Regions from separate parts of the Homo sapiens genome. Here region 2 is linked to region 1. A link is a contact called in ENCODE Hi-C or POLR2A ChIA-PET data. All regions are on one chromosome and are shown on one strand. The core of a region is the stretch at or near the end of the contact, and the rest is flanking DNA. Distances in the headings are between cores, read along the strand shown.

Region 1 (5,469 bases), core at 1,855-4,354:
AAAATGAGGGGTCTGGAGAGGATATGTTAGTTTCCTCCCACATCTAATATTCTATGGTAATATTACCAGGACATATTGTAATAATGCTACCTTCAACTTCTACCATACTACAAAATGTATTTTTACTTCTAACTAAAGTGTAAATATCTATAAGGCAATATTATGCTAACTAAATCATTCTAACAGTGTTTCATTTCTAGAAAAAATTGTAATACTCACTTGAGAGTCTTGATCTTTTAATGTATGCTGTGGCATCTGTTCTGCATCAGATATTTCATCTGAAGACTCATTCTTTCTTTTTTGTTTCTTACCCAATGTAATAATGAGTTTGCTGTTTCAAGAGGAAAAGAATAAAAAGTATGAATTCTTTGAATTTTCCTAAATTTGATTAAATTAAGATTGTCATGATAAACTTTCTTCCACTTTATATCACTTGCATGTCCAACCAAGGATGATAATCATCCTGAAATCCACGTTGACATTTTCAAAACATAAACTCTATTCTAATGGAACAAACACCATCCAATTCTATGTTTGGAAGTATAATTAATGTACTCAGAAGTACAATTAATGTACTTCTAAACACAGAAAGGCAGTCAAGTAGGCCAGGCGCAGTGGCTCATGCCTGTAATCCCAGTGCTTTGGGAGGCTGAGGCAGGTGGAAAAAGGTTAGGAGTTCGAGACCAGCCTGGCTAACATGGTGAAACCCATCTCTACTAAAAATACAAAAATTAGTCAGGCGTGGTGGCAGGCATCTGTAATCCCAGCTACTTGGGAGGCTGAGGCAGGAGAATCGCTTGAGCCCGGGAGGCGGAGGTTGCAGTGAGCCAAGACCGCACCATTGCACTCCAGCCTGGCAACAAGAGCGAAACTCCATCTCAATGAATAAATAAGCAAACAAGCAAGCAAACAAACAAATAAATAAATAAATTTAGCAGGTAAAAAAAAAAAGGCAATCAAGTCTTATTTGTTTTTTAGGCTTAAGATTACTTTTCATAGGAAAAATGTGAGGTGATACAACTGTGTTTACTTTATTATCTTGCAGATTTCCAATGACAGATTTTTTTCTCTTATTAAATTCATATTCCACTTGATTCCTTGAATCCCCCTATTCGTTAAAAGCCTCTACTTCCTTCTGCTCTACAGTAGAAAGACAATTACTTAAGGCACTTTAACAATTTGTTGTTCTTTAATTCTTTCACTTATGTTAAGGCTTATCTTATCTGTACTGTATGTTCCTAAGCATAAGAACTATTATTTTTTATATTCCTAAAGCATGTATGTGTCAGTATATCGTCATATATGTATGTTTATATATATATTGATATTTACATATATACACACCAGATGGAGCTATCTAAAATGAAAGTGGGTTTTTTTGTCTTGATGAGAGGTATAAAAACATAACTCTCACATTTCCTTATCTGCTTCAACAGATGCAGGGGCATGATTTTAAACCACGGTAATTATTAATCAGCAACGTACTATTTTAAATATCTGTATTATAAAAATGGAAAATCTCCCCAATACTTTCAGGTATGATTTATCAGAAAGATATCAGAATTCTTTCAACAACTATTTATTAATGTAGGAGAATTTGGAGGTTAAGAGCATGCACTTTGAAAACACAGGGTCAAAGATTTAAACCCTGACTCCACCATGTACCTATCTGTGAGACATTGGGCAAATTACTTGATCTCTTTTGGCCTTAGTTTCCTTGCCTGGAAAATAGGGATATCATAATAACTACATCTGCTGTTGCTGAGAATTAAGTGGGATAATGTATATTGGCTCTTAGCACAGTCTTGATGCATAGTGATTTCTCAACTAATGCTAACAACTTCTAATTATTCTATGCCAAGCACTTTCCTAGGCTCTAGGATTTGAAAATATAGTGACACAGTTCCTAACCTTAAAGTATCATAGTTAGACTATGATCACAGCTAAAATGCCAAAGTGGGGGTTAGCACAGGATGCAATGTGAACACAAAGGAAGAAGTGCTCACGCTTACTGAAGAGTAAAGGGGGCTTTACAGAAAAGACAACATTTGATATGATGAAAAGAAGTTTAACAGGTAGTGAAAGAAGCGGCAGAGTACATTCCAGGTAGGGGGATACCACAGAAGAGTGAGGAGAACATGCAGTGGTAATAGCATGACAGGAATACACAGAGTACCCCAGAAGGAGGCAGCAGACAGCTGGACAACCAGAATGGGTGAAGATCACAGAAGGCCTTGTATGACACACAAAGAGTTCACATTTTAAGGGCAGCTTTTAAGCTCTTGAGAGCAAGAATTTAAAAGGAATCTGTCTTGTTCATCACTGGCAGCAAATGTTTAATGAATAGGCAGTGAGTTATTTTGAATAAATAAAAAAAATAAAGCAGTTGGAAGATATAAGAATTGTAAGCAAGGGGGCAATGTGATGACAAGGAAGTGAAATGCAAGGAAGGGAAACCGATGATAAGGCAAATGACAATTCAGGGGAGAGAAAAAGATGGTAATCTAGGGCTGTGGGAATGTGGATGAAGAGGTAAAGAAAGATATAATTTTTTATTGTGGAAGTAGAACCAACAGGACTTGGTTATTGACTGGATGACTAGACTTCAGGTGAGAAAAAGTTATAGAATGCTTTTTCCCTATATTATTCTTGTATTGGTATGATTACCACATTCAACAGAATAATGGTAATTCTTACTTGGTGTCTCACCCGCCACTGTTCTGAATATGTGAAGAAAGTAAATAACAGTAAGAAATACAGCTTATGTTGGAAGCAGGAAATCAGAAGAAACACAAAGATATTCTGAAGCAACATTAAGGAACCAACCATAGTTACACTTCATTCCCTCTCACCACTTTCACTGCTTATTTCCTCTCTGTTCTAGTCCCTTTTCCTCCTCTAGTTTCTTTCCTAAAATAAAAATCTCCCTTGAGGCTATATTTACTGTTAGACCCCATATGACCTTGTTCTTCCTCCTTTGTATCCAAAGTTCTCAAGAGTCATTTCCGTTTCATTCCTCAACCAACTATAATCTCAACTCTCAAAACTACTTTTAATATTCATAGCTTCCATTTATTCAATGTTTACTATGAGTCAGCCTCTGTGCTGACTTTACATGCATTCTCTCACTTGATGTTCATACAATTTTAAAAGGGAAGTACTATTATTTTATAAGAAGAAATTGAGGCCTAGAGAAGTTAAATAACTTGCTCAAAGTCACAGAAATAGTAAGAACAGAGACAGAAACTAAGTATGCCTCACTCCAAAGCCTAAACTTCTAATGCTTAAGGACTCAAAAGACTTTTAAAATGGCAAATCCAACAGAGCTTTAAAAAATCATAATGTGTAACTAAGTCCTAACGTGTAACTGTTTCCTTTTGGCCCCTTTCTTGGCTCCCTGACACAAGAGTCTTCTGGTTCTCACTAAACTTGCTTTTACTAAATTTTGGCTCTTCTTCCTGCATCTACGCCTTGAATGTTAGTTTTCCGTAGGATTCAGTCATTGACAATTCTTCTCTGCTAGCCTGTTAAACTTTGGTTTCTCTCAAAGTTCTGTCTTCAGCCGCCTTCCTGTCTCTCCCTGAGAGATTTAATTTAATCTTTTCTTAACTACTACCTAGAAGTTAAAGATCCTCAAATCTCTTATCTCTATTTCAGATTTTTTCCCCACGCTTCATGTTCATATAACTAATTGCTTATTACACATATACATATGGGTATCTCATAGGTATCACAACCTCAATATGCACCCAATCCAATCTCTCATTTTCCGTAACCCTATCAGTGCAAGTTTACTAATATTAAAGTGTAATGCAAAGTCAGAAAAGTGCAAACGTAAGAGTACTGCTCAATTTTCTCAAACAGAAAATATCTGTGTAGCCAGCTTCCAGATCAAGAAACAAGGCATTAGTTTCCCAGAAGTCCCCTCTCATGCCTCTCCCAGTACGAACCGCCTCCTAAGGGTATCCGTTACTTTGCTTGTGAATATTTGCTACATCCTAAGGCACTGGTGCAGATGATTTTTAATGGCAAAGTAAGGGACAATACTAAATAAAACTGGGTAGTAAAAATACATATTTGATACTTCCTCCTACTTGCTATCAATCTCCAACTTAAATGTGTATTTTCAAATAGTTTGTAGATGAGAACAACACACGGAGAGTGTAGTTGTTTAAATAACAATCTCCCATGAAATGGAAATCATGGCCTATTAATACCCTTCATATATTGCTTAAAAAGGTATTTTTTCAATGTTTGATAAGCTAAATGAATTACGTGAATGCACATTCTGATGCAATATCTTATTCATTCAAATCCCAATGAATAAAAACTTCAATGAAATGAGAGGCGGAGATATTTAAATTTTTTTAAAATTTACAAATGACTATGAACTGGTTCCGCTATTCCTTTACAATAGCATAAGGGTTAATGATTAAATGAAGATTCTCTAAGGACAAAGGACTAAGCTGCTTAAACATTTTTATAGATAAATATTACCTAAATCTCTAGAAAATACTAATAAATAAATACTAACTACCAAATAAATCTTAAACACTTGCCCTTTTGAGTGGTGGGGTTAGGTTAGATAAAAATGTTTCCCATCACACCTCAGATAAGCCTTTTGTTATACTAATTATTTGAAAATTTTACTTAAAAACAAAAAAACAACTTTCACTTTATTTTCCACATATTCTGTATTATTCTTCCAACATTGTTCTACATGTCTGGAATAGCATCTTATTTCATGAACTCATTAGTCATTTTTAACAACCCATGCAAAAATCGTTTTCAGATTCTAACTTTGTAAGAGATATTTCAGATATATAGTATTTCCCTACTAAACCTTCTAAATCCAAAATGTTACACGTGCCTTTTCTATTTAAAAAGGGTACGTTTCCATGATAGGAAAAAAGTCAATTCTGAAATCATTTTTGACTGATACAATTCTGGGTTAATTTGGGTGGCATTTTAAAATTAGATTTTAAAAAACCCCAGTAATTCTGAATTAAAAAAAAAAAGAAAGAAAGAAAGAAAGAAAGAAAGAAAGAAAGAAAGAAAGAAAAGAGTATAAGCCAGGCGCAGTGGTATGCACCCGTAGTTCTAGCTACTTGGTAGACTGAAGTGGGAGAAGACTTGAGCCTAGGAGTTCGAGGCCAGCCTGGGAAACAAAGTAAAACCCTATTTCTAAAATATTATAATTTTTTTTTAAATAAAATGATCTATCTATCTAGAGAGAGAGATTTTAGAAATAGGGTTATTTACAATGAACCTTGAAAACTGTAAACCTTACCAATTTATTATAGATTCTAAAATGGTATCTAGGTAATATTACAGAGGCACAATTAATTAGGTTGGTGTCAGATCAGCAGTGCCTAAGTGTTTGGGGAAAGCTTCATGAAAGCTATTTAAAATACAGATTCTAGACAGGTGTGGTGGCTCACGCCTGTGATCCCAGCACTTTTGGAAGCC
Region 2 (5,469 bases), core at 1,986-4,485, 240 kb before region 1:
GTAAAACTCCCATTAAGAACACCTGGAAGAAAATAGAATGAAGGGGTGTAAAACCCATACTACAGACTCACATAAACTGTTCCTGGCATTCTACATTTTTTTCCCGCCAACGAGGTTTACTTCAGTCTTTCTATTATTAGAAAGCAATATATGTTCAATCCAGAAGCATTATACAAATTATCACCATGTAAGCTTTTTGTAACAACTGTTTTTATCTTGATCACAAATATATATATAATTATATACATATTCTTTGTGAAAATGAAGCAAGTTTAAAAAATTATAAAGAGAATAAAAATCAATTACAGTCCTGCTAGAGATAACTACTGAATACATATACAAGCAGAATTTTTCTGGGAACACACACACACATACCTTTCAACAAAAATAGCACCCTTTATTTTACCTAGTATTTACTGGTAATATTTATTTAACCCCACTAATGGTACCTAAGATTTAAAATGCTGTTATGCCTAGTTAGAAACTGTAAAGCGATCTGGAAGACACAGAGATTAAGATGGCTTCTGAAATGTATTTACGAAATGCTTCTAAATTCAAGGCAAACAAGGTGCATCTGAAAAACATGACTCAGGAAGAGGCCACAGAGATATAACTTGTTGAGTATAAATCACAATCAAGTTTATGAATAAAGCAGACTTCACTAAAATGTAAAGGAAAAGTAGTTGGCATTTAAGAAGCCTGGCTATGAGTGGGAAATTACTTATGTGTACATATAGGGTCTTCTTGATATACCATCATCAGAAATAAAATGGGGTCCTTTTGGGTCTACGTTATCATATCATAAGGTTTTAGGACTGAGAGGGACCTTGGAGGTAACTTTTCAAATCAACTTGCCAAAGGTTATGCATAAGATGATGAGATTCAGCCTACTGGGCTTTTAATTAAAACTCAATGATATTCCTACCAGTCTCAGGGAGATCAAAGGAACTAAATGCAGTGAACTTCCTTTCCAGGATAAGGATGTTTTATAGAGCTTACAAAAGTTACAGTGGTTTTTGTCCTGCTTTATGAACATGTGGAACTCTATTAATCTTTTCAAATCTGAGTCACCCTTCAGAACTTACCTCAGGTTCAACCCTCTTCATAAAGTCCTTTGACAATTCCCATCATCACTGAGCTTCCCCCCGCCCCCACCTCACCACTCCCTGAAATCTTGAAAGAACAGTTGGCAATAAGACACTTTTGTGTTTTACTCTACACTGTCTGGTGTTATTAGTTACTGTGTCTTGTATTATATTAAAGAAATCTAAGGAAAGAAGATCTTCCACTTATACATCTTATTGCTAGGTCCTCTATAGACTCACAACAGGACTGAGTATACAATTGATAAAAAATTATTCATGGGTGAATTAAGGCATTAATAATGAAAGAATAGGAAATTGGAAAATGGTCAATAACCAAATCTTAGAAAGCAGACAGGGCTCAAACTAACCTGAGAATCTGTTCCAGTTTCTCACTTGGTGCATTCCTGAGGCCTGTCAGCATGGTGTGAAGACGACTCAAGCTATGCGTAGCTGTAGAAACTGGAGTCACACAAGGGCTATTCTCCTTAATGTACCTAACACCAGTTAGTGGTGTGGAGATTCTAAGTGCTTTGGACTAAAGAAAAAAAAAATTACACAGAATTAATAAACATTTTTTAAAGAACATTATTTTAGGCCAGAAAGACTTTAATTCACTTCACAAATGGGACTTCAAGCCAGTAAGACTTTATCTTTACAATATCAATAAATTTTAGTGACTCAAATGTCACCATTCTTGGAATTTAAACATAACAGCATTAAGAGCCGCCAATATCCATGTGAAGACGAAGGTGTGAAAGAATAATTTGTATTTTAGCTAACTAAAAGTTTGTCTCTTAAAAGTTAAAACTCTAAAATAAGGTACAGCTCCCTACATTCCCTCTTGTAAAACTTATGCTCGGAGGCAAAGATAAGCATTCTGCTCACCTGAAAAATTAAGATTATTCTCAGCTCTGAGAAACAGAATTTCACAATTCCCATCTACTGCTATTTTTGCAGACACTCAAAGATAAAAGAAAATTGTGATTAAATTTGGTTCCAAAAAAAATCCATGATTTAACAAAAGCCTACTGATATGGTTTGGCTATGTCTGCATCGAAGCCTCAACTTGAATTGTATTTCCCAGAATTCCCATGTGCTGTGTGAGGCACCCAGTGGGAGGTAATTGAATTATGGAGGCCAGTCTTTCCCGTTCTATTCTTGTGATAGTGAATACGTCTCGCGAGATCTGACGGCCTTATCAGGGGTTTCCACTTTTGCTTCTTCCTCATTTTTCTCTTGCCACCGCCACCTAAGAAGTGCCTTTCGCCTCACACCATGATTCTGAGGACTCCCCAGTCATGTGGAACTGTAAGTCCAATTAAACCTCTTTTTGTTCCCAGTTTTGGGCATGTCTTTATCAGCAGCGTTAAAATGAATTAATACACCCACCATCCAAATATTCAAATTTGCTTCAGAGACAGATAATAAGTTGAACATTCCCTAAAAAGGCAACTTGATGCAGAACAGCCTTCATTGGTCTTCCTGCCCCTCCTCTACCTTTGGTTACCAGAATCTATCACAGGTTCTCCCCCTAAGGTAGACAGGTCTTCAGAGAAATAAGTTAAAGTCAACATTCTTGACAATAAATATGGAGAAGATGTGACTTGGTGTCAAAGGAGCCAGTAAAACATCTTTCTGATTTTTCAAATAAACTCTGAAAGGTTAAGATAGCTTAACAATGTCTTTTAATATTCAAGATAAAATTTCCCTGTGTATTAAATGTACTTATTCTAATTTTTTAAAAAACCTAGCAAAACTTTCACCTGGCAACAGAGCCAACTATTCAAGTTTCATAAGATATAGAAAAGCACAGAAATTTACTGTATACAGAAACAAACCTACATGTTTTCTCTATGTCTTAAAGTGTAATACAACTAAGACTTTCACTTTGTTTCAAAGAAATTCATTCTATAATTAAGTCAATAAAATGATTTGGGTAGATTATTGCATTCAAAAGGCTGCTCCCTGCCTTACAAGGTTTCTTGCAGCCAACTACTTCACTGTGCATGAACCGATGCCTACATTGGGAGGCACTGGGAGGGAAAAACACCTTGTACACAAACAGGAGAATCAACAGCAGCCAGCAGCATATAACCACATCACCCACAGGCAGCAGTAGTTTCACAGAGGAAACTAGGTGTGACAACCACAAACAGCTTCCTGCCAGAGTCCTCAAGGTCAACATGGTGCTTCTTGGTAGCACTGTGCTTAGCTTAAAGCTTCCTGTTCATTCTGATCAAGAGGAATCTTTAACTTGGGTGCAAATATTAAGTCGGTATCTTAAAAATATTAGGATGTTCCATCTCCAAATGAAGACTTACAAAATTTGGAGTGACCCTGAGCTTTGTCCTTAGTCCTCTTGTATTCTCTCTCAATTCATACCTCTAAGTAATCCCTCCTCATTTTATAGCTTTAAAAGCCATCTACGGCTGGGCATGGTGGCTCACGCCTATAATCCCAGCACTTCAGGAAGCCGAGGCGGGAAGATCATGAGGTCAGGAGTTCAAGACCAGACTAGCCAAGATGGTGAAATGCCGTTTCTACTAAAAATACAAAAAATTAGCTGGGCATGGTGGCAGGCACCTGTAATCCCAGCTACTCAGGAGGCTGAGGCAGGAGAATCGCTTGAACCCAGGTGGCAGAGGTCACAGTGAGCCGAGATTGCACCACTGCACTCCAGCCTGGGTGACAGAGCGAGACTCCATCTCAAAAAAAAAAAAAAAAAAAGCTATCTGTACCCACCCTGATGACCCCAGGACATATATACACAACCCCTAACCTCTACTGTGAACTGTGAACTCCGGTCTTGTATACCTCAACTGTCTATTCAACTTCTCTACTAGGATGCTTAAAAGACATCTCTAATTTAACATGCTAATAACCCTAACTCTTGATTCCCCTTCCCCCAGACTTGCTCTTCCCTCTTAATAAATTTCAGTAGTAAATGTTCCCCGAATGTCTACTATGTGCCAAGCGCTGCATACAACACTGGTCACAGCCTTGGTGAAGCTTATATTCTAATGCAAGGAGACAGGTAATAAACAATTCTTTCTACCTACCTCCCTACTTACTGTCAGACAGTGATAAATACGAAGAGAAACACTAGCAAGCAGAGTCAGGGGGAAAAGAAGTCCTGAGGGTTGGGGAGGATGTTGTGGTTATTATTGACATAGCAGTTGGGTTATCAGAGACCAGAATGAAGTGAGAAGGAAGCCACATGAGTCTCTTGAAGCAATACAGTTTAGGCAGAGGGAATTGCAAAGGCAAAGGCTTTGTGTTGCAGGCATGCCTGGCATATCTGAAGAACAAAAAAGGAGGTTAATGTGGCATAAGTGGGTGAGGAGGGAGGAAAGTAGATGAATTCAGAGAGAGCCAGGGCCAGATAACTTACAACATTACAGGCACTTGTCAGGATTTTAGCTTTTATATCATTCACCCAACTGGAGACATCACTGTTCTCTTTTTCTCATACCCTAGATACAAACCCTCGGTAAATCCTGTGGGTGCCATCTCCAAAATATGGCCCAGCTACAAACCATTCTCTGAAGCAAGCCACCATAAACTATTGCCAGAATCATTCCAATAGCTTCTTAACTCCCTACTTCCACCCTTGCCTCTAATCCCACTTTCCCAGAAGACCTTTAAAAATGTAAATCAGTCACTCCTCTTAATAACCCTCTTAATGGCTTTCACCTCAATCAGAGCAGAAGCAAAAGTCCTTACGATGGCTTCCAAAGCCTACACGGTCTGTCTGGCTCTCTTGTTCCCTCTTCCCTGCATTTCTTTTTCTTCTTCTTTTCTTTTTTTTTAAAGACAGGCTCTTGCTCTGTCACCCAGGCTGGAGGGCAGTGACGCGATCACGGCTCACTGCAGCCTGGAACTCCTGGGCTCAACGAATCCTCCTAACTCAGCCTCGCAAGTAGCTGGGCCCACAGGTGGACACAACCATGGCCAGCTTATTTTTTGTATTAATATTTTATGTAGAGACGGGGTCTCACTTTGTTGCCCAGACTAGTCTTGAACTCCTGGGCTCAGGCAGTCTTCTGCCTCAGTCTCCCAATGTGCTAGGATTACAAGTATGAGCCATCACACCTGGCCTCCCGTCACTTCTTACCACTTTTTCCCTCACTCTATTCCTACCACACTAGCATTCTCACTGTTCCTCCAAAAAGCTAATCCTGTTCCAACCTCACGGCTTTGCATTTGTTATGCTCTCAGCTTCAAATACATTTACCCAGCTATTCATATGGCTTGCTTCCTCACTTACTTCTGGTGTGTGACACCGTTCCCAACCACCTTACCTACCACAGCCCACCCATCCCATTCTCCCCTCCCCTCAATATTTTGTATTACTACTCTATTTTCTTCATCTATCATCACCCAA

Evidence for each region. A loop is a pair of places that touch in the nucleus more often than their neighbours do. ChIA-PET counts read pairs that join two places held with the same protein, here RNA polymerase II (POLR2A). Pooled maps may share reads with other maps.
Region 2: a map with no recorded cell type shows a loop between it and region 1 (2.5-fold over the local background). The contact joins two enhancer-like sites. A Hi-C loop is called at or near these places in 2 of 168 maps with a recorded cell type or tissue (colonic mucosa and psoas muscle), 5 of 37 single-sample maps with no recorded cell type and 8 of 50 pooled maps. POLR2A ChIA-PET finds 5 or more read pairs at or near these places in 1 of 52 experiments (OCI-LY7).

The regions. Positions count from the first base shown.
Region 1 is chr16:53,217,506-53,222,974 of GRCh38, reverse strand. CHD9 (chromodomain helicase DNA binding protein 9) reads right to left here. Exons shown (of 39, transcript NM_001308319.2): 4 at 220-331. Among named protein-coding and RNA genes, the nearest start is that of CHD9, 170 kb to the right of the region's middle. Within about 2 kb of position 3,104, at least 4 of the 41 ENCODE cell types and tissues checked have a DNase peak (open chromatin) inside an H3K27ac peak, as active enhancers do.
Region 2 is chr16:53,455,602-53,461,070 of GRCh38, reverse strand. It overlaps RBL2 (RB transcriptional corepressor like 2), which reads right to left. Exons shown (of 22, transcript NM_005611.4): 9 at 1,454-1,620. Among named protein-coding and RNA genes, the nearest start is that of RBL2, 24 kb to the right of the region's middle. Within about 2 kb of position 3,235, at least 6 of the 41 ENCODE cell types and tissues checked have a DNase peak (open chromatin) inside an H3K27ac peak, as active enhancers do.